2 separate regions of the Homo sapiens genome follow, and region 2 is linked to region 1. A link is a loop called in an ENCODE intact Hi-C map of the cell type or tissue named here. Cell type or tissue: dorsolateral prefrontal cortex. All regions are shown on one strand. Each heading gives the region's core, and the rest is flanking DNA. Links, peaks and the distances in the headings are about the cores only. Region 1 overlaps LOC105373177 (a long non-coding RNA gene). Region 2 has its middle 8.0 kb from the start of MIR3937.

The links. Hi-C counts contacts between places; a loop is a spot of excess contacts. Peaks named below come from ENCODE experiments on the same cell type or tissue, not always from the same donor. Only the 100,000 strongest peaks of a DNase experiment are listed, where the experiment ranks them.
Region 2: a loop joins it to region 1, with 4 times the contacts of the local background. A loop is called at or near these places in 8 of 110 quality-filtered maps.

The regions. Positions count from the first base shown.
Region 1 is chrX:39,807,958-39,823,057 of GRCh38, reverse strand. LOC105373177 (a long non-coding RNA gene) reads right to left here. Exons shown (of 2, transcript XR_949024.3): 2 at 14,625-15,100. Among named protein-coding and RNA genes, the nearest start is that of MIR1587, 22 kb to the left of the region's middle. RefSeq lists enhancers at 4,544-5,461, 5,462-6,377, 8,343-8,402. In dorsolateral prefrontal cortex, for the core only: a CTCF peak has its summit at 8,432 (motif pointing left); DNase peaks (open chromatin) are centred at 5,648, 9,047 and 11,457; H3K27ac peaks cover 1,976 bases; H3K27me3 peaks cover 8,000 bases.
Region 2 is chrX:39,645,690-39,660,789 of GRCh38, reverse strand. No RefSeq gene overlaps it. Among named protein-coding and RNA genes, the nearest start is that of MIR3937, 8.0 kb to the left of the region's middle. RefSeq lists enhancers at 6,698-7,257, 7,258-7,819. In dorsolateral prefrontal cortex, for the core only: CTCF peaks have their summits at 7,036 and 8,232 (motif pointing left); DNase peaks (open chromatin) are centred at 6,979 and 8,262; H3K4me3 peaks cover 1,170 bases; H3K27ac peaks cover 1,982 bases; H3K27me3 peaks cover 7,437 bases.

The DNA.
Region 1 (15,100 bases), core at 3,548-11,547:
GTGGGGGAAGAATCACAATAAACAAACAAGCAAGTGTTGGCTGGGTGCGGTGGCTCACGCCTGTAATCTCAGCACTTTGGGAGGCCAAGGTGGGTGGATCACCTGAGGTCAGGAGTTTGAGACCAGCCTGGACAACATGGAGAAACCCTATCTCTACTACAAATACAAAAATTAGCCTGGCGTGGTGGTGGTGGGGCGGTGGGGGGGCGCTCCTGTAATCCCAGCCAAGGCAGGAGAATTGCTTGAATCTGGGAGAAGGAGGTTGCAGTGAGCTGAAATCGCGCCATTGCACTGCAGCCTGAGCGACAAGAGCAAAACTCCGTCTCAAAAAACAAACAAAAAAACCAAGCAAGTGTTTATTATGTTAGGTGATGCTAAATGTTATGCAGGAATCACAGCCAGCAACAGAAAGTAAGCAGATGAAGGAAGGAGGGTAGGTGGAGCAGCTTGGGCCTCCCAGGAGCCGCTCTCCGCAGGGTGGAAGGAGGAAAGTCTCTAAACTGCAGGAAGGAGTGGGAAGGTTTGACCATTCCTTTTAATGTTGTATCCCAGCCGCCTAGCTTGTAGAGCTGGATAAACTTCTGTAAGGTGTAAGAAAAAGAGTCCCTCAGGCACTGAGTCGTTGCCCAAGGTCACCAGCTAGTTAGAAGCAGTGCACGAAGGGCCTGCAAAACAGAGGGCACATTTGACCCCTGACCTAGGAGGACTTGTGCATGCTGTCCGGTTTCTGAGCTAAACATTCCAGAGGGCTTCTTGGAAACTGGTGCCCCCAGGGAGTGTGTCTGTGCTCGCAAGTTTCTGTACCTTCAGAAAGCCGGAGGGTCCCAGTTGGAGCCAGTCCGAGATGGAGTGGGCTCAAGAAGGAAAGAACGTGGGGATTTAATTGGACTCAGCGAACCCTTCCCGGACCAGCCGGCGTAAACTCTCGGAGGCTGTCGCCTGTGCCCGGCTCTCCTCCCGGCCTGGGGCGCTTGGCAGAAACGCGGTCACGGAAAAGGGGTGAGGGTGGCAATCCCGGGTCTGCCCTCCCGTACACCTCCCTGCTAACCCACCCTGTCTGAGAGGCCACGGGGACCAGGCTACTGGGCATAGTGTGAGGACAAGAAGGGATGGAGGGCTCGGGACGGCGGGGACACGCGGGGGCAGTGTTGGGGGAGCTGGAGTAAGAGTGTTCCGAGAGGGGAACTCGGGCGCGGGGGTGCGGGAAGGAGCCTGGGGTTGGAGTGTCCGGGGTGGGGGTAGGCCGGAGGAGGGGTGGTGTCTCGGAGTGGCGGGGCTGGGAACTCCCCGGGCGAGGCTGAGGCAGCATGGGGGGCCGGTGGTGGTGGCGGGGATTGGGGCCCCCGAGGCATCTCTGACCACAAAGGGCCGGGGAGCGCGGCCCGGCGGTCTCAGCGAGCCGTATTGATCGAAGGGCGGGCGCAGCGAACGCGCCGAGAGCGGCTCCATCCATTAGGGCCGCTGTTCGCCTCCAATTAGAAAAAAAATCATTACTCAGCAGCCAGCAGCGGCCTGCGCGCCGCCTGGGACCGCCAGCGAACAAGCGAGCCAGCGAGGGAATGGCGGGCCTCCCCCACCCCCGCGCTCCCACCCTCAGCCCCCGGCGCCCCGCCTCCCCCGGCCCTAATGACAACTATTAGAACTGCCTCCCCGCACCCACCGCCCGGCGAGCACAAAAGCGCGAGATTCATTTGGTAATCGGGGTAATTACAGCGGGGCGCGGGGGCGCACGCGGCGATGGCGGGCGCGCCGGCGGAATGCTAAGGGGCCGGGCGCGCCGCCCGCTCCCACCGCCCCGCCCTCCCCGCCCGGCCCCTAGCCCGAGCGGCGCCCGGGGCCGCGTCTCTCCTCGCCTAAACCCTCCCCGCTGCCGCCGCTGTAAGCGGGCTGCCCCGGGGCTCCCGAGGACTGGAGGAGAAGCCCCCCGCCCCCCGCCACGGGTCCTCTCGTCCTAGCCCTTGGCAGCGCGGCCAGCGGCGCTCCGGACAAGATTTGCCACGTCCGGGAGCCGGAGAACCCCTCGGAGGTCCGGCCGCATAATAAATACCGCGTGCAATGTATTCACTCTGCGGCCCCCGGTTAATTTATACGCCCGCTCCAAGCCGTGCGCCCGCCTCGGCGCGCGCCCCGGCCTGTCGTTCCTATTTACAGGCGCGAGGCGCAGTCCCTCGAGAGGGCTTTTTTCTTTTTCTTTCTTTTTTTTCTTTTCTTCTTCTTTTTTTTTTTTTTTGAGAGATTTAGGATGGATGCAACGTGTCATTAAACCTGAAAGGAACTGTTATTTATCAGTAATGATGTTTTCCACAGGCCTTTTTCCTCACCTGCGCGGGCACAGGTACCACCTGGGTGGTGGATGCGGGGCGGGGGTGCCAGGAGGCCTGGGTGGGGGTAAACTGTGTGCGGGCCTAGCCGGAGGCGGCCGGGGCACCGCTGGAGGCCACCTCTCCAGACTCCGGGAACCCGAGGGCCTCTCCTTCACTTGGAGGCACGGTGCTGCACCCCCGTTGGGGGGTTCCCCTTGCAGAGCTGCCTAGAACAGCAATGTGTTAGGAGACGCCTCCGAAGAGCCTCCTCCTCCTCAGCTGGCAAGAAACGCAGACTCTCGGCAGTGCCATTCTTGCAGCAGAAAGGCCCTGTGTGACTCCAGCACTCGGAGCAGCCGCCTTATCTGGGGTGATTTCCCATCTGCCTCCCTGGGCCCAGGATTTCCTTCCTGCACAGAACTTATCTTGTCGGGAAGCAGAGCTGTGCGCTAGAGGCAGGCCCAGCAAATGGAATGCTCGTTCGGTCTTGTGTTCTTAATGACCCATAACAGAGTCCTCAGAGGTGAAAAACAAAACCCTCCACCCCCTTAACCATTTCTGTGCCCATCCTGGTCTGGGAGATTTCTTAATCCTGCTGCGCCGTCACACGGACTCCTCTCTGGATTTTATCCTGCGGCCGCCGGGTCCAACTCAGCCGCACCGGGACTGGGGTGGGGAGGCGGAGCCCTGCAAGGGCTTGAAGTAGGGACTGCAAACCCCTGAAAGAGTGGGCAAAATTCTGGGTAGATGCATTTTTCCGAGGGGAGAGTTCTTAAAGGGATCTGAGACAGTCCCAAAGGTTAAGAACCACCTGCCATCCCTTTGACCTTGTTGAAGTTTGATCTCGGAGCCTAGCTTCATTATCAGAAAGAACGAGAATACCCCAAAGCAGTCGTTGTGATTAAAATAGTGAGATAATGCTTTAATATTTGTAAACTGTACAGGCTTCTTCAAAGATAAATTATTAATGATGCCAAAGATGGCTGTGTGGTTGTGCGTGTGTGCACGTGTGAATGCACGTATTTGTGAGGTGATAGTGCAGGGGAAGTGTCGGGGGAGTCACTGGGATTATATTATTTGTCCTGAGACCTCCCCCACCCTCCGCCCCTGACCATTTCTCTCTTCCTCAGGACCAAGTGGGGTTGATCTGGAATATTGCCCCTCGGTTTTGAGAATCACCAAGGCTGGGTGGGAGAGATGGGCAGCAAGGTCTTCCTGCTGAAGCCCGTCTGGTCCTCAGGAGACCCATGGCCCCCTTGGGCACACAGTAGCCATCTGCACGGAGTAGGTGGCTACCACATCTTTGTGGAATAATGGAATCAATGACTGGATAGCTCAGTGGTCTTGGGCCAGGCCCACATCCCTTCTGTACTTGCAAGTGGAAAAGGACTCTGGACCCTTTCCAACTGCAATGTGTCTGTCTCTGGTGGTGGAGGCCCTTCGGTATCTTTTTTGATTCCATGTCTACCTTCTAGGAGCTCAAAGACTGAAATAACCAGAATCCAGGGTGTCAAGCATCCCCATAGAGATGGGGACTGATGTGGTATAGTTCATTCCCCTCATCCACACACTAAGAAGCTACAACAGAGAAAAGCTTGACTGAGGTCATGAGACCAGGGTTCAGAGTTCCCCTCACTGATACCCCCTTACCCCCACACAAAAGGACAGTGGCAGCCATGCAAGGGCACTGCCCAGACCTCCCTTCAGCGGAAAAGTTTCTGGAAGAAGTGTCATGGTTTGCTAGCCTCTGGCTGTGGCACCTTCGGGATCTGCTGCAGCATTCTTGCTGAGGCCACCCTCCCCAGGCTGTTCCCGCCCGATGACAGAGCATAGCAGGGGGACTAGAGCTGGGTCATTACTGCCTGACACAGGAAGTTTCTGATGGGCAGTCTGTGCTCTGGGGCTCCCCATCGGCCTGGCTGAGGCTTTCTCAGAGCTGCGCTGCCGGCTGAGGCTCTCCCTACCCACCCCTCCTTCCTTCCCCTCTCCTTCTGCAGGGGTCAGAGCTGCCTCCCGGTCTGAAGTCCCCCCCCCCCCTTTATCCTTCTTAAAAATCTCCCCCAATACATCTCTCACACTTACTCTCTCTTGGTGTCCTCTACCTGGAGGACTCAAATTGCCACAGGGACTAACACGTAGACTCCCATGCCCTCCGGTATTTTAGGCGGGACCCTTGTGTGTTCAGGAGCATGTAAAGAGCCAAGGGTGGAGCTAGGAGCCCTCAGCTACTCCTTTACCCCATTCCAGAAGGTTCCAGGCTCTACACACTCCCCTGTACCCATCTAGGGCTAGGTGGCCAGCTGTCACACTCTGGCAGTAATGCTGCTCATGACTTGTATTTATTCTTCAAGTTGCTCCTGGGTATATTAGGGCCCATCTCTGCCCAGGTCCCTTGCCAGCAAAAAGGCTGGTTCTTACTCACCAGCTTGCCCTGTTGCTCTGGGAAGTCAGTCCCACGGCCAGACCGCCCTCTTTTCACACGGCCACTCTGAGCACCAATGTGAGAGGCAAATGCCAGCCCTGCAAATCTGTACATGGAATCAGAGGCTCTCCAGACTCACGTCCAAAGGTGCATGGGCGGGGCGAGCCAGGAGACGGGGGAGCCCTGCTCAGTCACAGACACAGATGACATGAAATCAGATGGAGGATAAAAAGCATCACTGGAAAACAAAGGAACTGCTAGAGTCCGTGCCTGCTCGAGAAAAAGCAGTCATCAGCCCAAAGATGGATGAAGTGGAGGGCTGTTATTTTTAAGGTGGGGGCAGAGGTCATTAGCTTGAAGAATGTGTCATATTTGGCATCGGGAGGGTGGTTATGTGAGGCTGGAAAGCAAAGCCTGGTCCGCTCGCTCTCTGGCCAGGGAGATACTATTCCCTGGGGAAAAAGGACAGGCCCTCAACTAGCAGAGAGTGGCATGGAGGAATGTGTCCCCCAACCTTTCTAGAAGACAATAAATCTGTGAATTCTTCTCATTGGCAGGGCTGAAGGTTCATGGGACTGAGGCCAGCACCCAGTGGTGGCCTGGGCTGTAGAACTTCAGAAACAGCTAGTGCTACCCCTGTAGGCTAATTGTTTTTTCCAGAACCAAACTTTACTTGGCAGCACTAGGCTATAGCTCCATGGGCAGGGGTTTTGGGAACGGTGCCTTTGGTCATAGGGTATCAGGGTTATCTACAAACCCTCCTGTTTCTGGGAAACCAGCCTGAAGTCCTCATGCCCTCTGCAGCCAGAGGCCACTGGGCGCTGTGGTTCTGCCAGCTTTGGGGTGAGCAGAGGCAGAGACAATGGGGGAGAAACTCTATGAGGACAATGCCTGCCCAGCCTGAAACATCGCTAACAGATGGAAGGATGCAAACAGCAGCATGCCAAGCCTTCAGAGAGCTGGGAGCTCTGCCTGTGATTCAGGGAAGCTCTGATTCAGAGCTCTGAGCGCGTTGTCGCCCGGTGTCCTCAGGATGAAAGGCCTGCTTGGGGGGCTCCTCTAGTCCATCCCTCCCGGCTCCACCACCTCAAACTCTGCCTTCCAGCAGCAATTTCTTCCAGTTCTCCGGGCTTTGCGAGGCTTTTGCTGGGGCTGTACCCTCAAGCCTAAAACCCTCTGACTCCTAAAACTATCTGACTCCTACAACTATCTGACTCCTACTCATCCTTTCGCTTTCAGCTTAAGCTCCAGGAAGTATGGGCAACCCCCACAGTAAACAAAGCCAAACGTTTTCTTTATCTGGAGCCTTTACTATGCTAATGTACATTGTGAATCTTCCGGAGGTTGGTGGGTGGGGGGCAGTGGAGAGGCCGCCAATCTTTCCAGAAGTATTTGGCCCCAAGAGGCCTCCTACCCCCACGTCTATTAACCCTCTCCCAGAACGAGGTGAGGAGGAGGAGCTTGGGAAATGCTCCTCCAAGAGAAGCAGAGCGGAGGCAAAACCCCTCTTGTGGGGAGGTACAGTCCCTTCTGCCCTCCTGTACCCTGCGGATAAACTTACCCCCTGGAAGGAGAAACCAGAATAGCAGCCCAATCTCTTCTTAATGCAGCTGCAGGGTCAGATCCAAGTTTGGGGGCCTAAAAGTTACGTGAATTTTGGGGCCTTCTTGAAGAAAAACAGTGCAGAGGTACAAATGATAACTGCTAGGACCCTACCAGGGCCTTGGAAGGGGACTGTGCGAGTCAAGGCCCTGAACTTTAAGCTTTATTAGCCTCGAGGTAAAATCCACACCTGTGCAGAGGCTTAATTCTGGACATAGGTGTAGCTAAGACACATCCCTCTCCACATCACGTTTAGGTCAACTGGACGGTCTTGGATGGCCCTCCTTTGACTCTGGTATATCTCTGCCAGGCTCCGGCTGGCCTGCCTGCCTCTAGGCCCACAGCCAGCCTGTGGTTTGTTCTACTGGGCCAGCCATGCAGGTGAGTGGTCTCTGGCACATCCTCTTCAAGCCAGCAGACTGGTAGGGGCAGCACCATATTGGCCGGGCAGATCTATTTGCCCTCCCCTCACCCCATCCACTTTCTGTGCCCAGGAGGCTGATCCTTGATCCTTGGGGACTGGATCCCTTGGGCTGCCTTGACCACTGGCTTCTGGTTGGCTTGGCCAATGGGAGGCAGGTAGGAGGAGTCAGAGGTTGGGTATTTATTTCCACAGCTGGGCTGCCCTTTTGGTGGTGGCTGCGTTCCTCGTCCCATAGCAGCCCTCACCTACAGCTCTTTCCAGGTTCTGCTAACAGCCCCCACTCCTGGCTCCCTCAGTCCAGGGAGTGGTGGCAGCTTCCCATTGTTGCTAGTCCCAGGGTACTTCCCTATCCCTTGTGGTTTCTGTAATCTGCCCACAACTCTGTAAATAGTCCCTTTACAAACTCTTGTCAGTTAACCCTCTTGCTGAGTCTGCCATCCATTGCTACTGGGGCCCTGACTCACAGCACAAGTGGTACCCATGGGCAGTCCCTAAGTCATCCCACCAATCACAGACAAGATATCCTGAGTTCCCCACTGGTCAATTTGAATATGCAAATGTTAGGCATCTGTCCCTGGGGGTAAGCTTTCCACAGCAGTCTAGACCCTGGCGGTGGACTCCCTGATTCACCTATCTGCACTGTGGCACTTAGCACTAAACTGTGTGGGCTCCTCCTTCCTCAGTGTTCAGATTAGGTTATGGGAAGAACATAACCCCTTCCTCCCCCAACTTTCTGTGTTGTTTTGGGTGAGAGCGGACATTATAATTTTGGGGAATGTGATAGAACTGCCCAGAGTACATGAAATCAGCCACATAAATTATTGAACTTAAATGATGATTCTGGTGATGTGCTAGTAAATGTTTAACAACTGGCTCCCTGCCCCCCAAGCCCTGACTTGTAGTATCTGCTGATTTCCATGATGCAAATACTCCCACCACAGCCAGTCTCAAGCTGCCCACGTGATGGTGCTGACCATGGAGTTGAAAAGACACGGACACAGCATTACATAGTATTTCTTTCTTTTTTCTTTTTTTTTTTGACACAGAGTCTCACCCTCTCACCCAGGCTGGAGTGCAATGGTGTGGTCTCAGCTCACTACAACCTCCGCCTCCCGGGTTCAAGCGATTCGCCTGCCTCAGCCTCCAGAGTAGCTGGGACTACAGGTGCCCGCCACCACACCTGGCTAATTTTTGTATTTTTAGTAGAGAGGGGGTTTCATTATGTTGGCCAGGCTGGTCTCGAACTCCTGACCTCGTGATCCACCTGCCTCAGCTTTCCAAAGTGCTGTGATTACAGGTGTGAGCCACCATGCCCTGCCTTTTACATAGTATTTCTACCACACAGTCATGAAAGGGTAAATAACCTCATGAGAGTAAATAATAGTAAACTGTAGCAAAGCAGTCAGGAAGGTGTGAGTTTTCAGTATTTATTACCTTTGTTTTTAATATGACTTACTCCATTTTAAATTTTAATTATTTTAATTATAATTCTATTTTTTATTTTACTTCTTTTAATTTTTATTAATGGCTATGCTTAGTAACCAATTGGCAAAAATTCCTGAAAATTTGATGATCTGATCTCACAAACCAGTACCCTTTGGCTCCAGCACACCATGGAAGGGTTCTACTGGCTCTGTGGCAATGGAAAGAAAAATTAGTTTTCAAGAGAGAAAACAAAAACAAAGAAAAGCTACGAGTATTTCAATTGCGCCATCTTGTGGCGCCACCTAACAGTACTATGCCCCCATGACCTGAACTCCCCCCCATTTTGGTCATGCTGTGTCTCTATCTGGGGTGCCCAAACATCCTGGTTTGCCTGGAACACCTCCTTATTTATGCCTACTACCCTGGTTTAACGATAAAAACACCCCTTTTACTTTCTCAAAAGTGTCCTAGTTTGAACAATAAATGATATGGTTACCTAACCTATACCCCAGTAGACTATAACTAGCTTGAGGGTAGGGACTGTCTTGTTTACCATTGCATCCCTCAGACCACGGAGGCATTCAACTGATATTTGTGAAAAGAGCAGTGAAAGTTAAGGCTATAGAAACAGTTTCCCTGCCTTGTTGGTTACACTGATAACCACTGGGATTTGGAAATCTTTACGCTGTGCAGAGATTTTTAGTGTAATGTGATTGGCCCTGTAATCCCTGACCCCGGCGTCCCTGTGCACAAAAAGCCAGGCTGATAGACGTCAGAGCCTCGTCTCCCAGGGAGCGTGCGGCAGCCAGAGGGTGTTGGTCTGGCCATCTGGTGCAGGAACAGTCGAGCCGTGTGGGAGCCCAGCTGGCACGGGAATCCTTGGCTGTCCCCGGCAAACAGCATGGGGAGGAGAGCTGTGGGATCAATAGTAATTTCCTTCAGAAGAACGGCGATGTAGTGCAGTTGGCAATGGCATTGGGCTTTCCCTGGCACGGAGGCTTCTAAATGTGCTTGGCCCTCTTAGCTAGGAAGTGGACTTACAGCAGAACACTGGACAGGGAAGGGAACAAGGACAGGACTTTCTTGGCCTGAGCCCAAGAGAGGTTGCCAGGTTGGCTGTGGGAGCAAGCTTTCTCTGTGCTTGTATGTCATCGGCAGAAACAACGTAGACACTTTGAGTCACTGATAGAGAGGAAATTGTGGAAGCTGGAACATTCCCGTGGGCCTGCTGGCACCTCCCATGCAACATCCATCTACTCAGCACCTAGGGGAGGCTTCTTTGTGCCAGGAACAGGTGGTAAAGGTGATCTCCATTTCTCACTGTCTAGAGATGGAGGGTAAGGAGTTATCTGACATTTCTGAAGCAGGGCCATCATTGCGGATGGAAATAGTGGCGAGTCTAGGGGCTCAGGGAGTGGCTAGGAGTTCAGAAAGAATGGGTCAAGCTTGAGCTGCCAACTGAAGGATGAGCAGGAGTTTTGTTGGATGGGATGGTGGATTCAGGAGCACACCATATAACTACCCCCTTCAAAGGTTTGGGTGGGGACCGCTGCCCACTTGGAATTGTCCTTAGCTGATAGGAGCTGGCTGAGCTGCCTTGTCCAAGGGAGCGCCCTGCCACCTTCCGGGAGGGCAACTCATTCAATGACTGGTTTATAGGCGGGGGAGACTATGCAAGGACTTACCCCTTTGCCTCAATTTAGGACATCTCTGAAGGGCCATCCCAGCCCCAGAACTTGCCTTGGAGTTGACTGAGGCCTCTGTTGCAACTGCACTGTAGTTCAGCTTCTCCCTCTGCCCCATCCTGCAGCCCTTTCTCCCTCACAGGCATTGTTCCTGACAGCAGCCTCCAATCAGGATCCTATACACCAGTCACCATCTCAGGGTCCATCTCGCACAAAGCCCAGCATAAGCCAGGGAGGGAGGGGTAGCTCTTCTCGGGGAGACAAACAGTGTGCAAACTGTGGCCTGGAGGGTGGGCAAGCTGGCCAGGAGGGAGTGTCCATTCCTGTGGACCAAGCACAGGATTAAAAAAAAAAATCCTAAGAAGCAGATTCTTAATTCCTAAATTTTGGTGGTCAGGGAAGATTCATGGCATAAAGGTCTTGCGTTCCTGTGATTGTGACTGAGGTGTGACCTGTGGCATTTCTTAATATAATTTATATGTTCCTGCATCAGGTCAAGTTTTCCCCCAGCCTACTTTCTTAAGTTGCTCCTGTGTCCCAGTTTGGGCTGGAAAAGTGAGGAAGGGCAAGCGCTTTGGAAGCAGGTAGGCATGTGTTCGTGTCCCTCACTTACTGGTGGTAGAACTATGGGCAGATTCCTTTACCCTTCCGAGCCTGTTTCCTCCCCACCTCACCTCATGTGAGATGGGGATAATGAGATAATGCCTATAAACACATAGCACGGGGCCAGGCATGTAGTAAGCACTCAACAAATACCTTTATTTTCATTCCTGCCATTTTTGCTTCCTTTGCTCAAATTTGCACTCCTTTATCAGAGATGCTTGGTGAGGCCGGGTGCAGTGGCTCACACCTGTAATCCCAGGACTTTGGGGGGCTGAGGCAGGTGGATCACTTGAGCTTAGGAGTTGGAGACCAACCTGGCCAACATGGCAAAACCCCATCTCTATGAAAAATACAAAAATTAGCTGGGTGTGGTGGCACGCACCTGTAATCCCAGCTAGGATTACAAGGCAGGAGAATAGCTTGAACCCGGGAGGCGGAGGTTGCAGTGAGATCACGCTGCTGCACTCCAGCCTGGGCAACAGAGCAAGAGTCCGTCTCAAAAAAAAAAAAAAAAAAAAAAAGGAATGCTTGGTGAGTATCCATTTGGTGTGTGGGTAGGGGGAGGTGGGGGAAAGTGGCCGTGCAGTGGGGAGTGTTGATGGTTTTGATAGTTTTGATAGGAGCAGGATATATAAACAGACCTTCACTTGAGTCCTTTAGAGATTCAGTCTAAAGCTATCCCACATATGGGGCGGCTTAACAGAAGACACAAACTTGCCTTCATCTCCTCCATTTATCAGAGGGGGAAACTGAGGTCTGGAGGGGAACTGATGCCTACAGTTACCAAGTGACATCTGGAGACCCTGAACCCCGGTCTTCCAGTGCCCCAGCCCTTGGCTCACCTGGTCTCCCCAGAAGGGAGAGAAGAAGGCAACCGCTTTGGGGTGAGAGCAGAGCTGCCTCCTGGAGCCTCAAGCGCCAGCCTCTGCTCCTGTTTGTTCCCAAGCTCACCAGAAGGGCACCTCCCTCCTCCCCACTGATGTCAGCCGATGACGTCTGGGCTGCATTCAGGCCATGCTGTCATTTGTCCCATGCTCATTCAGCTGATTAAAAGTCATCAATTGTTTTTTAAGCCACCAGCAGGCGAGCCACCAGGCGCCATTTGTTATTGCTCGGCCATGCTGTGAGATGCTGTTTAAACTCACTGAGCAAAGCTTTCGGAAACCAGAGGCCAAAAGCATTTTTGGAGGAAAGAAAATAGGAGAGAAATGAGTGGGCCCACATCTTTGCCAGAAGGAACAATCAGGCCATGCAGGCGAGGAGCTGGTCCCCCTTTTAGCAGCTCCCACGCAATTCTTTTCAGGGGCCTTTCTCTTGGGGCCAGAGCTGCAGGGAGCCCCCTTCATTTCTCTCCCTTCCGAAATAATCTCCACTGTGGCTAACATTCATTTGGGGAATTTTTTTTTTTAACCTAGTCTCCCTACCTCCAAGTTATCCTCTTGCTTTTTGGCTAGATTAGTGTTCCTACAACACTTCTCCATGCCACTCCTGCTCAACCACCTTCAATGGCTCCTCATTGCCTGTGGAATGAAGATTAAAGCTGTTGCCTGGCATTCGAGTTCTCCACAGTGTGGCTCAGGTCCCTACCTCTGACCTTCCTTGTCACTATACTTTAGCCAAATCACACTTTTCAGCTCCCAGACATGATCCTTGCTCAGCTGTCTTTGTTCACAATGTTCCTTTTATTTGAAATGATGTACTACTTCCCCAGCCCCGGCTCTCAGCATTTTGAACCCCAAGGATCTTCCGATGAGTGTTTTGGAAACTTTGTCCTGGTGTCTTTATGGAGGCCACAGGTCCATATCCTCTTTGTCCCCTTTCAGTCACATGTGCAGTAGACACTATTGATGCCTCACCCATGTCACCTTGTGCTTACCATTTCTGTGCACACAGCTGCCAGCACCTGTATCCCTGTGCCTGGAGCCTGTTTCTGACCACTTGAGCCTTCTCTGTCAAGCAGAAGGTGCCAGGGGGTTAATGCTCCCTGGGAGCAGCCCTCAACCAATGACTGATGGGAGCTGGTGGATAAATACCCCAGCTCCCTCACTCCATGGATGGAATATTCCCAAGTAATTGTTCTGTGCCAGCTCTCAGATCCCCAGTGGGACTGTGCCCCAGTTGCCCACAGCAGTAACCTGCTCATTGGCTACCTTCCCTTCCCTGCCTCCTTCCAGATATACTACTTGTACTTAGACCCTTATCTCAGGGTCGGCTACTGAGGAACCCAAACGCAGACATGTCACTTTGTTTGTTCTGGTCCTTCGTCCTGCTGGACTAGCCCCAGATCCCCTGTAGGTCCCAAAATGGTGCCTGGCCCATAGCAGGTACCTCATAGTAGGTACCAGTAAATGTTGAATGACTTGAATCTGTATTAGAAAATCCTCTAAATGAAATATAAGCAAAACCTGTTTTTCTGTGGATTGTTCTCTCTGCCTGCATATGCCAGGGCCATTCCCACTTCTGTGCTTTAGCCCTGCCACCCCCTGCCTGGTCCTTTCCTATGGAAATCTGTAAGACTTAGCTTTAGCCAGGCACGGTGGCTCATGGCTGTAATCCCAGGGACTTGGGAGGCTAAGGCGGGAAGATTGCTTGAGGCCAGGAGACCAGCCTGGGTAGATAACATGGTGAGACCCAGTCTCTACAAGAAATTTTAAAAATTAGCTGGGCATGGTACTATGTGCCTGTAGTCCCAGCTACTAGGGAGGCTGTGGCAGAAGGATTTCTTGAGCCCAGGAGTTTGAGGCTGCAGTGAGCTATGATCGTGCCACTGCAGTCCAGCCTGGGTGATATTAATAGAATGAGACCCTGACTCTTAAAAAAAAAAAAGACTTACCTTTAGCCTCAGCACTTCCCCACCTTGCACCACCCCCAAGAACACCCTGTCTGCCGCAAGTCAGCCTGCCCTGGTAGTTCCCTTCCCTGAATTGCTACTGAGCTTCAATAGCACTGCCCAGCCTTGCACTTGCCGCTGATTTTGTTACATGTGTTCATTTTTTTCTCCACTGTGCTCTTCCATTCTCAAGGGTAAGTCTCACAATCCCAAGGGCTTCCTGTTAGTCACTTCTCCTTCTGTCCCCAGGAGGAATTCGAAGGTCTGACTCCATTATGAATCAGGGAAGATCAGTGTCATTGGCAAAAACAGCTTTTTTTTTTTTTTTTTTCAGCCATGTCTCAAGAAACTTGCAAGTAAATGCAAGGCTTAGTTGTATGTGGATGGGTGCAGGAGTGGTGGGGCGCACAGAGATGGGGGAGGGGGATCTGGTAGAGAGACCCTGTGGCCATGACCTGCCTTAGCCCCACAAGCTTTTGAGCCCTGTTCTTGAACTCGATATGTCTTGAGTTTCACAGGGGGAATCTCTCACCCAGCTCAATGTGGTTCGCCTTCAGGGGTCCCTGCCAGAGCCTGTCTGGATTAGGCAATCAGGAAAGCCGACGAACACTGGGGAGAAAGACTTACATGGACAGGGCATCCCAGATATCCCCTGCGGGCCTCCTTCCTCATTTCCAAGTTTCCTTATTAGATGGCGGAAATGTGTCTTATTCAGTCAAGAAGGACCCAGGCCAAGGTGAAAGGGGCACGGTTAAGCTCTCTGGGCCTGGAGTCACTCAAGCACCTGGAGGGAGCGTTCTCTCCCTTAGAGACAGTTTTCATTTCCACCTTGCTCAAAACAAAAGCCAGGCGGCTGGAAAAACAAATGCCTGTGCAGGAGTTCTTCTCACATCTATGCTGACTTTTCCAGACCACAGATTGGGACGTGCTGACGGACAGGCATGGGTAGATTTATGGCAGGAGATCAACATGAGATATCGGGGGCAGGAAGTGTGGCCTTCCAGTGCGCAGGGGCTGGCTGTGTGTCCTTGGGGTGGGTGCTGGGCTGGTTGCATAAGGGCCACAGGAAGTGTCCCTCAGGCTCAGGGCATGGGTTTCTCTGTAGTGGCCTGAACTCTGAGAGGAGCATAGGAAGGGAAATGCCTTTCTTCCTTAGTGTGGAGTTGCTGTTACCCTGGAAACGGCCCTTCTGGCCTACAGGGCCTAATAACATTCCTCAAAGTTTTCAGGAGTTGTGAGTTTTGGAATGATGACATGAATGTGGCTTTGTAGGGGCAGAACTCTGCCTCCGGAGTTAGGCGCATGAAGGAAAACACAGCAAAACAAAATGGAAAATGCAGCCTGTGGTTTAGAAAGACTATGGGGTTGTAGAATCGTAGCTGTCGAATGGGAAACTTCTGTGCATCTTTTTCCTTCTTTGATGGTAATTCCTGCGGTGTCCTAGCAAAGTCGGAAGTAGGATTCAAGTTTGGGGATTTTAGAATGCCCCTGGCTATGTACAGGGTTCCTTATTCCTCAAACGGTAGCTCTGTGGATCTCTGCAGTTGTATGGTTGGCTAGGAAAGCAGAAATTGTCATATTACAGAAATATTCAGTAATGAATTTTGCATGAAATTTGCCCCCACGCAGACATCCTTCACTCCTTCCTTATCAGCTACCTATGTCCTGCCCTTTGGTTGCCAGGAAGCAGACCACAGCCCAATACCGTGTGGTGCAACTGTGAAGTCCAGAACTGCTGGATTTTCTGAAATCAAATGAGGACGATGCCGGAGAATTACTTCCATCTCATGAGGAGTCACTAATTGG
Region 2 (15,100 bases), core at 3,266-11,265, 160 kb after region 1:
TATAGGTAATCACCAGAAGAATAAACTTAGAATTTGTAGCTTATAAACTAGCAGAGAGACATTTGATATTGTCAATAGTCTGAAAAAAAGAAAACAAAAAGAAATTACAGTTAGTAGAAAATGGGAAATAAGATGGCAAAATGAATTCCTAATGGTAGTTACAACAAATATAAGTGAGCCAAACTCACCTATCAGGACCCAGACTGCTATTGTCTACTTTCAGCTATTTTATATTATTATTATTTTTTGCTCTGTTGGGCAGGCTGGAGTGCAATGGTGCAATCACGGCTCACTGTACCCTCAAAGCCTCACTGTACTTCCCAGGCTCAAGTTATCCTCCCACCTCAGCTTCCCAAGTAGCTGTGTCTACAGGCACACACCACCACATCTGGCTAATATTTTTTTGTAGAGATGGGGTCTCGCTACATTGTCTATACTGATCTCAAACTCCTGGGCTCAAGGAATCCTCCTACCTAGGCCTCTCAAAATTGCTGGGATTACAGGCATGAACCACCATGTCCTTGATCTATTTTGTATTCTTAAAACTAAGGAATACAGAATAGCTGAAATTAAATGAATGGAAAAAGATATATCAGGAAATATAAATTAAATAAAGCTGGGGCAGCAATTTTAATATCAGACAAAACAGCATTAAAAACTACAGATATCATAAAGGACAAAGGGGAATCATACATACGGAGAAAAGGAATAATAGTTCTAGAATATATAACAATTATGAAAGCACATTTATTCATGTAGATATATTTGAGACAGAGACTCACTCTGTCACCCAGGTTGGAGTGCGGTGGCGCCATCTCAGCTCACTGCAACCTATGCCTCCTGGGCTCAAGCCATTCTCCCACCTCAGCCTCCTGAGGAGCTGGGACTACAGGTGTGCACCACCACACCCAGCTAATTTCTTTTTGTTGTATTTTTTGTAGAGATGGGGTTTTGCCATGTTGTCCAGGCTGGTCTCCAACTTTTGAGCTCAAGGGATTTGCCTGCCTCAGCCTCCAAAGCGCTGGGATTACAGGCGTGAGCCACTGCACCCGGCCAGTAAAATATATTGAATGCCTATAATATTCTAGGCATTGCTCTAGGTTTGAAGGAGATAGCAGAGACCAAAACAGACAGAAATACTTATCTTCATTAGAATTTACATTCTATACAATTATCAACACAACCTCAAGTATTTAAAACAACAATGGACAGAACTAGAGAATAAAATAGATAAACCAGGAAGTGTAGGTGGAGATGTTAAGATTCCTGCCTCTGAAACTGATGAATAAAGGAGACAAAAAATAAAGCTATTGAAGATTTGCACCACACAATTAATAAACTTTAACTAGCGGATATGAATAGAATCTGACATTCAACCAACAGATTACATATTCTTTTTGAATGCACATGGCACTTTTACAAAATTAGAGAAAGGAACTTACCAAAAAGGCAATCTAAATACATTCCAAAGACTCAATGTCATTCAGGGCTGGGACCCTTTTTCCCCCCCGAGATGGAGTTGCGCTCTTGTTGCCCAGGCTGGAGTGCAATGGCGTGATCTCGGCTCACCACAACCTCTGCCTCCCGGGTTCAAGTGATTCTCCTGCTTCACCCTTCCCAAGTAGCTGGGAATACAGGCATGTGCCATCACGCCCAGCTAATTTTGTATGTTTAGTAGAGACGGGGTTTCTCCATGATGGTCAGGCTGGTCTCGAACTCCCAACTTTAGGTGATCCGCCCGCCTCGGCCTCCCAAAGTGCTGGGCTTACAGGCGTGAGCCACCGCGCGCCCGGCCTGCTGGGACTCATTTTTTATTTCAGCCTGGGGACACTTCTCTATAAGAACTTTTCAAAGGCAGAGCAGAAGGTTGAATTATTCTGTTCTCTGCAATAATCTACTTACCACAAGCAAAAGCAAAACCCAAACAGCAATAACCATGGCCTACAGCAAAGAACAAGGCTGTCCCTATTTTTTTTTTTAATGAAACTATCTTCTGTTGGCAGGGTCTGCCCCTGGTTCTCTTCAGCTCTGTTCTTGCCTTTGTTCTGAGTTTCTCCCCGGGAGAAACAAAATGGCGCCCAGCCAGGAAGGAGAGAGGCTTTGCTCTCCTGAGCCCTGAGCAGGACTTCTACCCATAACTGGCTTTCAGAGTGGCTGTTTGGTATAGCAGGGTGATCATGGTGACAGTGAGAGTTTTCCTTGGCAGTGAGCTGAACTTACCCACTTGAGAACAAGGTCATCTGCTTTGTAAGCTGCCCTAGTTAGAGACCACCCCTCAACTGCCGGGTGTTAGGAGGAAATTCTGCCACTAGCTACTAAAGGCATCACCAGAACTTCACTAACAGAAATCAGAGACTTCTTAAACCAAAGCATCCTAACTTTTATTAGCAGGGAGGCTGTCTCCAGAAAGCCTTCTGGGTTTGACCCCTTCCTCAAAGTGTTGACATAAAAGTTCATCACTGTCATCAATGATTGTTCCACTTATGGCAAAATTTTAGACCTAAAATTCATCCCCCCAACCTCTTTTTTTTGTTGTTCTTTTTGAGACGGACTTTCCCTCTATCGCCAGGCTGGAGTGCAGTGGCACGATCTCGACTCAATGCAACCTCCACCTCCTGGGTTCAAGTGATTCTCATGCCTCAGCCTCCTGAGTAGCTGGGATTCCAGGCACGCGCCACCAGGCCCAGCTAAGTTTTTGTATTTTTAGTAGAGACAGGGTTTCACCATGTTGGCCAGGATGGTCTCCATCTCCTGACCTCATGATCCACCCGCCTTGGCCTCCCAAAGTGCTGGGATTACAGTAGTGAGCCAGCGCGCCCAACCACCTTGTAATTACCACTCAAGGGTTTAATTACAAATATTCTATCTCCACTCCCTAGATCCACTTTTGATAGATATTTTCAGGGCCAGGTCTGAGCATTTCTTTTTTCTTTCACCCGAATTTTTATTTTGGAAAAAAAAAATCACAAATAGATGCTCGTTTATGAAAACTTCAATTAGCAATGCCTCCTCCTCATGTTATTCTAAAACACACACACACACACACACACACACACACACACACACACACACACACAGCCCAACTCACTAAGCCAAAGCTGAGGCAGACAAGCATATTCAGAAATCTACAGGATGATTCTATGCTTATTCCAGGATAGTGGCCTTTCAGATGTAATTCTCAACTCTCACCCACATATTTAAAAAATAAATGAGTCTTTTGATTGGCATTTGGAGTATTGGAACCTGAACCTCAGCTTTATTTTGAAAGCCTGTTCCCATTTGTATTCACAGGCAAGCTTTGCTCTCTGGCTCCGTCCTTGCCTTTTGACATTTAGGTGTTACCTTAGGTAATAAGTGGCCCAGGTTTTAGTCTCTGAAGTGGAGGTGGGATACCTCAAACCTGCTTCTGCCTCCTCCTGGGTTACCACTCAAGGGTTTTCACAGGTATAGCTCTGTATTTAATGGCACGTAGTAGTTAATTTGCTTTCGCATTTAAAAACCCTATAAAAAACGGTCTGTTTCCACAAAAGCTTCTTGAGAGTGTTCTTGTAAGAATGGACATCAGCTAATGTACCCATTTTCTCAGCAGCTATCTACTTACTGTGACCCCCAGTCTCCATTCCAGACCTTTCTGGTGGATGTGGGTAACATTTTCAGGGCCATTTCTGCATAATTATCTCCTCTTTCAATTTTTATTTTGAAAAGTTTTAAACCTTCAGACAGTAGAAAAAATAATACAAGCATCCATATGCCCCATGCCTTGATTCATGAATTATTATTGTGCCATATTTACACATGTGGCTGTCTATCTTTTTCCTGAACCATTTGAAAGTAATGTACAGGCATCATGACACTTCACCTCTATATATTTCGCCTAAGAAGATGGACATTCTCCCACATAACCATAAGGCCATTTTTATATTCAAGGAATTTATACCGATAGAAAAATATCTAATGTATAGGCCATAGTCAAATTTTGTCAGTAGTTCCTATACTGTACTTTGTAGCACGTTCTTTTTCTGATCCACAGTCCAATCTAGGATCAATATTGCATTTAGTCGTCATGTCTCTTCAGCCTCTTTTAATCTGTTTCTCCAAGGAAGCTGCCTCCTTTTGATGGGAAATGGTATTTAGAAACCAAGGACTAGGTGGGCTCATTTTGAGCAATTTCTTTTAAGCTAGTCTATGAATTGGGTGTTGAGGGGACGATGGTAACTTACACTTTTGCCAGAATTGGTTCATACCTTTCTGCCCCATCTTCTACCGACTCAGGAGGGAGTCCTGGGTGTCCTGGGTGAGGGATGTGATAAATGAGTTTGGAGCCAGACAGACATGGGTCTGTCCACGCCTCTCCCCTACCATATGACCTCCAGAAACTTATATAAAGTCACTGCATCTGTTTTTTCGTCAATGAAATGGAAATCAATATACGAATTTCACTGTGTTGGGGTAAAGATTCTGTGAGTTAACATGGCAAAGTTCTCTGCATAATCATATTCCACATACATTTACTGAGCATGCCTTCTACTGTGTAATGTGCTAGAGATAGAATAGTGAACAAAACTGGGCATTATCCCAATTCTTACAAAGCTTACCATTCCTGGGGGAGCCCCATGCAATGGCTGTCTGGTTCAGGATATAATCATACTCCAGATGAAAAGGCAAACCCTATACATCTTATTAATTTTGATATCCTCCGTGCCTAGCACAGTGCCTGGGCACACAGTAGGAGTTTAATAAATGTTGGTTGGATTCTTTTGGAACTGACTTGAGGACAAGCCAACTACAGGGATTTCTTGGAAACTCAAACTTTATTTGGACCCTTAATAGCATTCAGAAACTGAGTGAGATCTGTAATGGATCTCTGTTGAGGAGTAGCCAGGCTTACAGGGATTGAAAAGATATGCACCAGAGATTTCCAAAGAAACCGTAAGTCAAGTCCCAAGTTTTATTAATCAGCTAACAGGCAAGTATTTTCTGAGGGAGCACTATGTTCAAGACACTGTAGAATTAGAAATGTAGGGAAGTGGAAGACTCAGTTTCCATTCTTAAAAGCTCAGGCTGACAAAGGAGAAAAGCACAGATACATATGGAAAGATAGGCGCAGGAAGGTGTGTTAAGTGCCCAATGGTGGTCTAGAAAAGAGAACTCTCTGTGGGAGAGGTGAGAGTGGGTGCTAATGGATTAAATTAAGTCTTGGGGGTATTGGTAGGCTTTAGATAGGTGGAGAAGGGAAGGATGGGGAGTGTAGATCATGAGAACCACCCAAGCAAAGCTGCGGAGCTGGGACTAGAATTGGGCCAATCAGGTTGGAAAAAACAAACATTGGGTTGTACTTCTTGTTTTGCTCAGAAAAGGGTACTTAGTCACTAAGATGAACCATGGGCAGTATGCTCTAGAATACTAAGTCCCTGGCCATTATTAAATCATCTAGCTAGAAGAAGGATGGAGAAAAATGTTCTCAATGGCAGTTTATAAAGAGATAATCAAACAAGAAGGTATGTTCAAGCAGAAGCAGCTCAGATTAAACCACATAATGTGTGGTGAAGATCAAAGATTTGAGTTATACAGCTTGGGTTCCAATGTTTTACCCGTGTGACCTTAGACAGGTTACTTAACCTTTCTGAGGCTCGGCTTCCTCCCTTGTAAAGTGTGAATAATCATGGTATCTACCGGAGAGGCAGGTGACATCATACATGAAACAGCACCTGGCTCACAGGACACCAAATACATTATGGGCAGAATTCCTCCCCACTAAGATGTTCCAGAGGCTCCAGTCCCTCTAATGATAGATGCCAGAGCTGAGGGACCTTCACAGCATCTCATCTATATGCTGTACCTGCCAGGAGGCCACTGAGCTCAGCATTACTAGGGTCAACCAGATCTAGAGCCTGGGCTTGGACTCTGGGGCTCGCCCCCTCCATCCATGGCTCCTCTCTGCCTGAGAGCAGATGGTAAGGAAAGCAGACAAAGCCAGACAGGAGAAGCAGCAACTTGCTCTTGAAAGGGCTGGCAGCCCCCCTCTCCCTTCCCAGCCTCACCCAGGGCCGGGAACGCGTGCTGGGAAGAGGATTAAATCAATGCCAATTCACATCTCTCCAGAAGCTGGCTCCCTGATCTGAACTAATAAGCAAATCATTAGTGAATTAGGGCTGGGGAGGGCTCCGCGCAGCGCTCCTTAACTCCAGCTGTAAGACAAGCCTAAAAGCCCCAACCCCTTTCCTTACCGACCTCAAAATGTTCACACCAAGGAGATTTTCTGTGTTAAAGCAACAATCAAGACCTCCCCCAGCCCCAACTCCGCCAAGCCCCAGGACCCTTGGGAACCAACACGGGCAGGCAACACCATTTTTTCTTCCTCCGAATGCTGGTTACCAGACCCTGTGCCCCAAATCCTCCCGTTGCTCCTAACAGGCCGCAAACCCCACGCTGTCTGCGGCACCTGGATCTAGAGGGCTCCGGAGCCCTGCAGGCCAAGATGTCACCCCCATCCCCCAGCCCTGGGCACAAACTTGGCCCCATTGCTTATTTTCTGGTGAAAGCCCATTATCTCTCATTTACATCTAAACTAGCTTTTCATACTATTTTAAAGGCTGCTCCTCCCCTTCTGTAATCTCCCTGCGAATGAATTAAAAGTTGATTCTTGAAACGCACAAATCTTGGGGGCAGTTTCTTTTTCCTTCTTATTTAAATCATATGCTGTTTTGGACTAACCCTTTTATTTCCTCCCAATTATGATTTCTGGTGTGTTTTCCAGAGCTTTACAACATGGCATCTGATTATACACAAAGCTTCAGAATAAAGCCCTGTTTTTCCCTTCATTAACGACACAAAGGATGGCTGTGTGATCCACACAGCACTTTGTGATTTAATGCAGCTTTACAGTCTAAATCGCACCCGGCTTGGGCAAAGCAGATTTGGGAGTGAATCAACGCATTTTCTTGCTGCCAGGAGCTCCCTTGCAGATTCCAGCAAATTCTTTCACCACACGGAATTAGCATTTGATTAAGCTCTGCAGACACGTTCAAACTTTTACCACTGAGCGCCGGCAGGGCTGCAGTAATCTCCCGAGAGGGGGAGGCACCAAGCGCAGCCACTGCTACCCCTTCCCCCCATCCGCAATGTGCACACTTTGCAAAAAAATTGTGGGAATAGTGGGCAATGGATGGCAGGTTGGAGGAGGGGGTACCAGAAAATGTGAGGGTGCCAGAGAGCAGCATGGGGGTGGAGGGTCGGAAGGGAAAGAACATCACGTACATACTTGGGTTATAACCACCCTTTCTGCCCCAAAGTTGCCCTAGACAGGCTCTTTCTGCCAGTGTGCTTACCATAAAGGCGCTTTGATGTTATAGTTCTCTGACCCAGGAGCAATGTGACCTTCAACCAAAACCTGGCCCGGCCTTACATCCAAGAGAGCGGGGAGGGTCTTTTCTGGTGCCCCTGCCCTGCCCTGTGGTCTTATCGGTGGGGTTCGGTGCCTCTTCCAGCTACCTCCACCCAGGAAAGCTCGTGATTCACTTCCAGGAGAGCTGCGAGTTATGCCTCCCAACAGCCTGGGTTTAAAATCTAGTCCATTTCCATTATGCAAATGTGAGAAGCGGAAGTTTATCAAACTGGGGCTTTGTACCTAGAAAGCGGGCGTGCCAGCATGGGGGGCTATAAAGGCTTTATTGCCACAACTTTGGGGTGATTGCTTTGCTCACAAATGCCAGGAGCACGACTGAATTATGCAGGTCTTCCCAAACAGGTGGCAATAAAAACTTTACAGCCTCCCACACCATCACATATTTTGTTTATGCCTCTTAGGTGTCTTATTTTGTTAGTTTTTTTTTGACCCTTCTGTTACTATGGAAACGGAAGTAGGTGGAGATGGTTCCAGGTATCTGTTAAGGCAAATGCGAGGCAAGTCAATTATCATAAAGGTGCTCTAATTTTATCCTCTGTTTGAGGAAATAACTGAGGTCCTGTGAGGAGGGGAACCAATTAGTTCTGGAACATCATAGGCATTCCAGAATCCCACAGCATCCCTGTAGGGAAGATAGGGAACATGGTGGAAATGTCCATTTTACAGATGGTGAAACAGAAGTATAAAAAACATCTTACTGGCAGTCAGTAAGTTTGCCCCATAGAAGAAAAGAAAAAGGGCAAAAGGATTCTCTTCTGGGTGCGTGTTTGTCCGTGGTCCTCCTAGAGCTTCATGACCCAAATTAGGAACTCATTTTGGGTAACCTGAGGTCAGGCTGTAGTGACATCTGCTGGCGAAGATGGAACTGGCTAAAGCAGGTTTTTCTGTTGCTGACAGCTGCCAGGCCGGGAGATGGTGGTCTGTCTACAAGCGTGAGCTTGTGGATGGCTTAGATGAGAAACAGGGTTGGACAGCCCCTTCCCTTCTGAGTGTGATAAGGAAAACAGGCTCAGACAGAGGGGTTCAGGAGTAAGGGCTCAGAGGGTCCAGACCTCCATGGTTCCGGATGTCTTCTCAATTCCAGAAGGTACAATTCAACAGTGGGCGAGAGGAAATGTCTGAGGTGGATCTCCTGGTTCCTGTGGCCAAGAAGAAGAGGTTTTGTGATTTAGCATCTTGCTCAGCTCCTTCCTTTGGGAGGGACTGGGATCCCATTCCTCATGAAAGAGGGAATGAGGAAGGCAGATAAGAGTGTTAGGAGGAATCTGAGCAATGCCCACAGAAGCTGTCAGCAACCACAAGGAAGAGGGGCCCTTGCAGAAGAGAACATCTCCCTCAGGGGGCTCCTGTGTAGATAATGGCATCCTCCCATCAGAACGAGGAAGTTGGTTGAAGAGGGTACTGGAAATGAGGAGGAAGACCTGGGCTTTGGAAGCTCCTTGTGAACTTGAATAAGTCCCAGAACGGCCCTGAGCCTTGGTTTCCCCGTTTAAGGAAGACCAAATGCAATATGGGTCCCTCAGGGAGTTGTCATGAATGAAAGTGTAACAAGCACCAACATTTGTAGAATTTTGGTTTCAACTAAAGGTTGCCATGGATTCTTGTCCTGCCAAATCCATTGCCCAGAGATCTTCTCTTTAGGCATGTCTCATCCCCACCTCCAAACCCTCAGGCTGGATAACTAACTGGGGGCAGGAGGCTCTGCCAAGCTGTTCTGAAGTCCTCTGCAACAGCACTATTTAAAGAGTGGTCTACAGACCAGGGCAGGTTCAAGAACAATTTGTCACCCATAAATGACGAGATAGCACCGAGACTGAGAATAAGCATTCTGAAACTTCTATAACAATATGACAGAGTAATTTTACATCTGTTGAATCCAAATACTAAAACTTTGGACTTTTTACTTTTCATTTTTTTCTCCAGTGATTTATTTTTGTTGTATTTTATCAAAGATTTGTCCATGACAGATTGGGAAAACAAAAAAATAAGAAACAACTAGTCCTTCATCACCAATAGTTTGAGAAGCGGTGCTCTGTGGGGTCTCATGGCTACCCTCCTACAGCATCCTGCTGGGAGATGGTAGGAGGATGTGCATAGCTTCTTTCTTTGTAAGTTAAATTATGAATTGTCAACAGCAAGGCTTGCTCCATGCAGGCGGCCGTGCTGGCCAGGGCTTGTGTAGGACATCCATTCAGCTGTTGGTGACGACTCAGGCCTCCCAGCTCTCTGAGCTTACTGGGCCACGTCTGCCTCCCTGGGAGGCCCCCTGGGACCTCTCTCCCCATCAATCTTCCCACTCTTTGAAAGCACGGAAAACGAGCCCTTTCCCAGTGCCCCCCCTTTTCTTTTCGTCCTAAGTGAACCCGAGCGCATGGCAGGAGCTATCAAACACGCAAATGAGATTTCATGATCTAGTTCATTAGGCTGTGAATCCCTGGGCCCACCATCCACAGAGACGCTGCTGCAGCTTGTTTTCTGTCTGAGTCTGTCTCAGGGGACACACTCTCTGCACTGTATCCATTAGTACTGTCCTCCCTTTCCAGGTGCTTCACCCTACCCTATCCTCTGGCTCACCCACCCTGCTGCCTTGTTCCCATTCTTGGTGCAGCCCTGCCGTTTCTCTGGGCTGAACAAAGTCTTAGGGATATTTTGGTCGGGGAGGTGATGAGGGATGGCAGGGTAAGTCTTATAACTATGTGTATTAGTCCATTCTCATGCTGCTATTAAAGACATAGCAGAGACTGGGTAATTTATAAAGGAAAGAGGTTTAACTGACTCACAGTTCAGCAAGGCTGGGGAGGCCTCAGGAAACTTACAATTAAGACAGAAGGGGAAGCAAACACATCCTTCTTCACATGGCAGCAGCAAGGAGAAATGCCGAGTGAAAGGGGGAAAAGCCTCTTATAAAACCATCAGATCTCATGAGAATCACTCACTGTCATGAGAACAGCATGAAGGTAACTGTCCCCATGATTCAATTACCTCCCACCAGGTCCCTCCCATGACATGTGGGGATTATGGGAACTTCAATTCAAGATGAGATTTGGGTGGGGACACCATAATCAAACCATATCACTTTGGGCCAATTATCTCTCTTAGCCTCTTCTTATCTGTACATTGTGTATAATGATATCCATGTAATGGAAGTTAAGTTGTTAGGAATCCTTCCTCTGATCATAGGAAGGGCTCAAAAAATAGTAGTTATTAATATCTGATAATTATTGTTTTATAATTTTTGATTTTGTGGTCTTGTGAAATTAAACCTACAGCTTCTGTTTTCTTGGCTGTAATATGGGGATTACAAGCATCTCCTTCATACGCTTGTTGTAAGGATTAAAGGGCATGATGCTATCCACATGAGAGTTCCCAGCATTTTCTCTCCCCCTCCCACTCAAAAGGTTGACCCCTTCAGGATTTTTCCATCCTGTCTTTCTGGATTTTCCCTTCTCTGGGAGGGACACATTCGTCTGTGCTCTCTCTGTCCCCACCCCAACCCAGTGACTCACTGTAGTAGGCTGGCATGAGGGCATTTTGTCCAGGCAAGAGGGGTGCGTTTTTTCCTTGCAGGTGATAACAGAGTGTGTGCTTGTGGATGACTGCACATGGAAGGAGGGCCCTGTCACTTTCCCCTACCCACAACATGACCCAAGCTAAGAAGGCCAACATCACTGCTTCTTCCTTGGGGCATCGTCAGGCATTGTAGGAAACACAGGCTGGGTCAGGAGACACCAGCAACCAGTTCATAAAAACACTCCATTGGACCACTTAGGTAATTCAGGCTTTGGTTTCTTCTATGTTTTTTAAAAAATTGACTTTACCTTCAAGATTGCCTAGAGCCAGCTTATTTTTCAAGTACACGGACAGTTGCTTTTCCCTTATGTTACTAATTTTATAAATTATGTTTTGTCTTTCTTTTTTTTTTTTCTGGCAGAACATTCTCTATAATCTTTTACCTTAGCCAGCCTGCCTGGGTAATTCAAACATTTTAAAATAATGAAATAAATATGATCCTGAGGAAGAGTAGCAATAAATCAAGCCATTATATTAATTATTGTCATGATTGGGGTTCTCTAGAGCTAAAAGGCAAGAGAGATGACACATATTTTAACACCTATTTAATGTCAAACTTTTTGCTTTTAAATCTGCTTGGCATTTTATTTGACTCTTTCTTCTACAAAGTTGCCCAAGCCACTGATAATTCTAGAAAACCCAATGGAGAACAATCTACCAGCTGCTTAATACTAGGCTCACAGTGGATACCAGCTGGTGTGTGCCCTGCCCCACGGTGTGCTAAGGGCTAGTGGCTTGTGGCAAATGGCTATTGGTTAGGCCTCACCCCAGTACCCCAGCATGCATTGCAGCTGCTGCCCTCTTTCGATAAAGCTTGGATGTTTACGGCCATACTGTGGATGCTCCAAGTACTAGGGCTGCAAAACAAATAACCTTTAAATGTAGTGGCCTAAAACAACAATCTATTAAATGCTCACAGATGCCGTGGGTCAGAAATCTGGACAGAGCACTGTGGAAACGGTTTGTCCCTGCTTCATGATGTCTGGAGTCTCAGTTGAAAGATTCAAAGACTGGGGGCTGGAATGATGATTAATACAAAGCTTGTATGCTCATGTGTCTGGCAGCTGAGGCTGGCTGTCTGCTGAGACCTTAGCTGGCTGTGGCCTCTCTGTGTAGTCTGGGCTTCCTCACAGCGTGGAGACTGGGTTCCAAGGATGAGTGTCTTCAGAGGGAGCCAGGTAGAAGCTGCATCCTTTTTATGACCTAGCCTTGGAAGTCCCATACCATCATTTCTGCTGAGCACCATTGGTGGGAGCACTCATGAGATATAGACTCCACCTCTTAATGGGAAATACAAGGGGCTGGAAGAACACACTGGACCATAATATGGGCATTTTTGGAAAATACAGTTGGCCACACTGGGACTGTCCTCTGTGAGGCCCTGTTCTCTCCTCTGGTTGAGAGCTGTTGATCATGGTCTTTTGGCTGGAAGGAAAAGAGACTCGAGTGATCACCCTGATAATGTTCTACAGTGGGAGAAATCTGGAATCTCAACCACACAGCCAGACTTAAGGAAATTACCAGAATGATTTTTTTTCACAAACTCAGTTTGGATCAGGGCACTTCCCAGCCTAAAATACTTTGATGCTTTCCCATTGGGCTTAGGAAAAAATGCAAGCTTCTCAGTGGGGATTACAAGTTCTACATCTCCAACCCAAGCTCTTGCCACTCTCCTCCCACTCCAAGCTCCAGTTTGTGTCTCAAACCCACCAGGCCTTCTCTTGCCTGTAGGCTTTGAACAAAACATCTTCTCTACAAAATGCTGCCTCTATTTAGGACACTTCTCTGCCAACTCTTTCCCTTGCCTATTCTCAGGCTCTGAAGTATTCAGCTCTTCGGATACCCTAAAATCATCCATTATTCCCCAAGGGTATTCACTGTGCTAGAACAGTTGGGCCAGGAGAGGCCAAGTCAGAACCAGCCTGTCTTCCGTGACTTTCTAGACCAATAGAAATATAAAATGAGCCATAACTGTGAGCCATGTAAGTAATTTAAATTTTTCTAGTAGCCACATTAACAAGTAAAAAGAAAAAGGTGAAATTAATTTTATTAACACATTTAACCCAATATGCCCAAAATGCTTTCCATATATTTTTTTCACAAGAAACCTTTGAAATGTGGTGTGTATTTTGCACTTACAGCACATCTCCATTAGGACTAGCCTCACTTCAAATGCTCGATAGCCACATATGGCTACTGGCTACCATATTGGACAGTAAAGCTATCTGTCATTTGATCATCACAGAAACTTCTATTGGACAGCCCTGGTGTAGAGTGTATTTGCTATAAATGAAAGATGTAAGGAATACAATCCCAGATGTACCTGAGTTTCATGTATCAGAGTTGTCCCCAAAAAGTTGAGTGTAAATTGAATTTTGCAGAATTAAATGATGCTTGGACACACAGGGAAGGTCGACTATTTAAAACAAAACTGGGCTGGGTGTGGTGGCTCATGCCTGTAATCCTAGCACTTTGGGAGGCCAAGGTAGGAGGATTGCTTGAGCTCAGAAGTTCAAGACCAGCCTGGGCAACATGGTGAGAACTGTTTCTACAAAAAACACAAAAATTAGACAGATATGGTGGTGTGTGCCTGTAGTCCCAGCTACTTGAGAGGTTTAGGTGGGAGGATCACTTCACCCCAGGAGGTCAAGGCTGCAGTGAGCCATGTTTGCACCACTGCCCTCCAGCTTGGGCAACAGAGCAAGCCTCTGTCTCAAAAAATTAAATTAAATTAAATTAAAAAATGAAAATGAAGCCAATTAGAAAAATTTATTTGGAAAAACTTTCAAACTTATAGAAATGTTGCAAGAATGATCATATTGCAAAGAATAGCCAACCACCCTTTATTCATTTTCACCTGTTTTTCACATTTTACATTTTACTCCTTTGCATTATCATTCATGCACCTTCTCTCTGTCTCTATCTATATACACATACACCAATATATAATTTTTAAAATACAGTTTGAGGGTAAGTTGCTGTCTTGGTCTATTCAGGCTACTACAACAAAATATCATAAACTGCGTGGCTTATAAACAACAGAAATTCATTGCTCACAGTTCTGGAGACTGGGAAGTCCAAAAACAAGGTGCCAGAAGATTCAGTGTCTGGTGAGGGCCCACTTTTTGATTCACAGATGGTGCCTTCCAGCTGTGATCTCACATGGTGGAAAGGGTGAGGGATATCTCTGAGGCCTCTTTTATAAGGGCACTAATCCCATTTATGAGGGCTCCACTCTCATGACCTAACCACCTCCCAAGGGCCCCACTTGCTAAAACCATCACATTGATAGGGTTTTAACATATGGGTTTTGGAGGGACACAAACATTCAGACCACAGCAGTTACATACATCATGGCCCTTCATTCTTAAATACTTTCATATTTTCTAAGAATAAGAATATTCTTTTATAGAACCACAGTACAGTTAGCAACAGTATAGTTATCCACTTCAGTAAATTTATCATAAGTGTAATATTTTAATCTGTTCTACCATTCATATTTCAATTTTGTCAATTGTCCTAATAATGCTTTCGATAGCATAAGATCTAGTCTAAGATCAGATATTGAATTTAGTTGACATGTCTCTTTTGTTTCTTATGTGGAACATTTCCAGGCCAATTATTTTAAAGTAAAAAATTCTTTATGAAGTGAGTTTTCTCTTCCTCCCCTGTCCCTCTTATTTATTTTGTAAGTTTGAATTTTCAATGTATTTGGTTTTCTTAAGGCAGAACACTACTGTTTTAGAAAAGTGTATGTGAGACAAGAGCCTTCTCCAAAGCCCTAGGCTGCCCTTTCCAGTTTAGGTTAAGGCCTAAAACTCCAGTTCTGAGAAGGGGACCTCATGAATCCAGCTTTTCTTAATCTGGGGGAGTGTCTCCCAAGCACATCACCTACTGGGGGGATTGGGCCACTGTCCCAGCTTTGTTTCACCAGCCAGTGAGGCCATGCGGACTTGCTGATCCTCTTACCCTTCCTTGTCTTCATGGGGCCTTTCACGTGCAGCACCAGCGAGCCCACCAGGAAGGCAGACAGCGGCTGGCTGATGCAGGCTGGAGAGCTGGCTTTCCCACTCTATGATTTAAGACCGGGCTTCTCCACAAGTTCGCATAACCTCCCCTGACTGT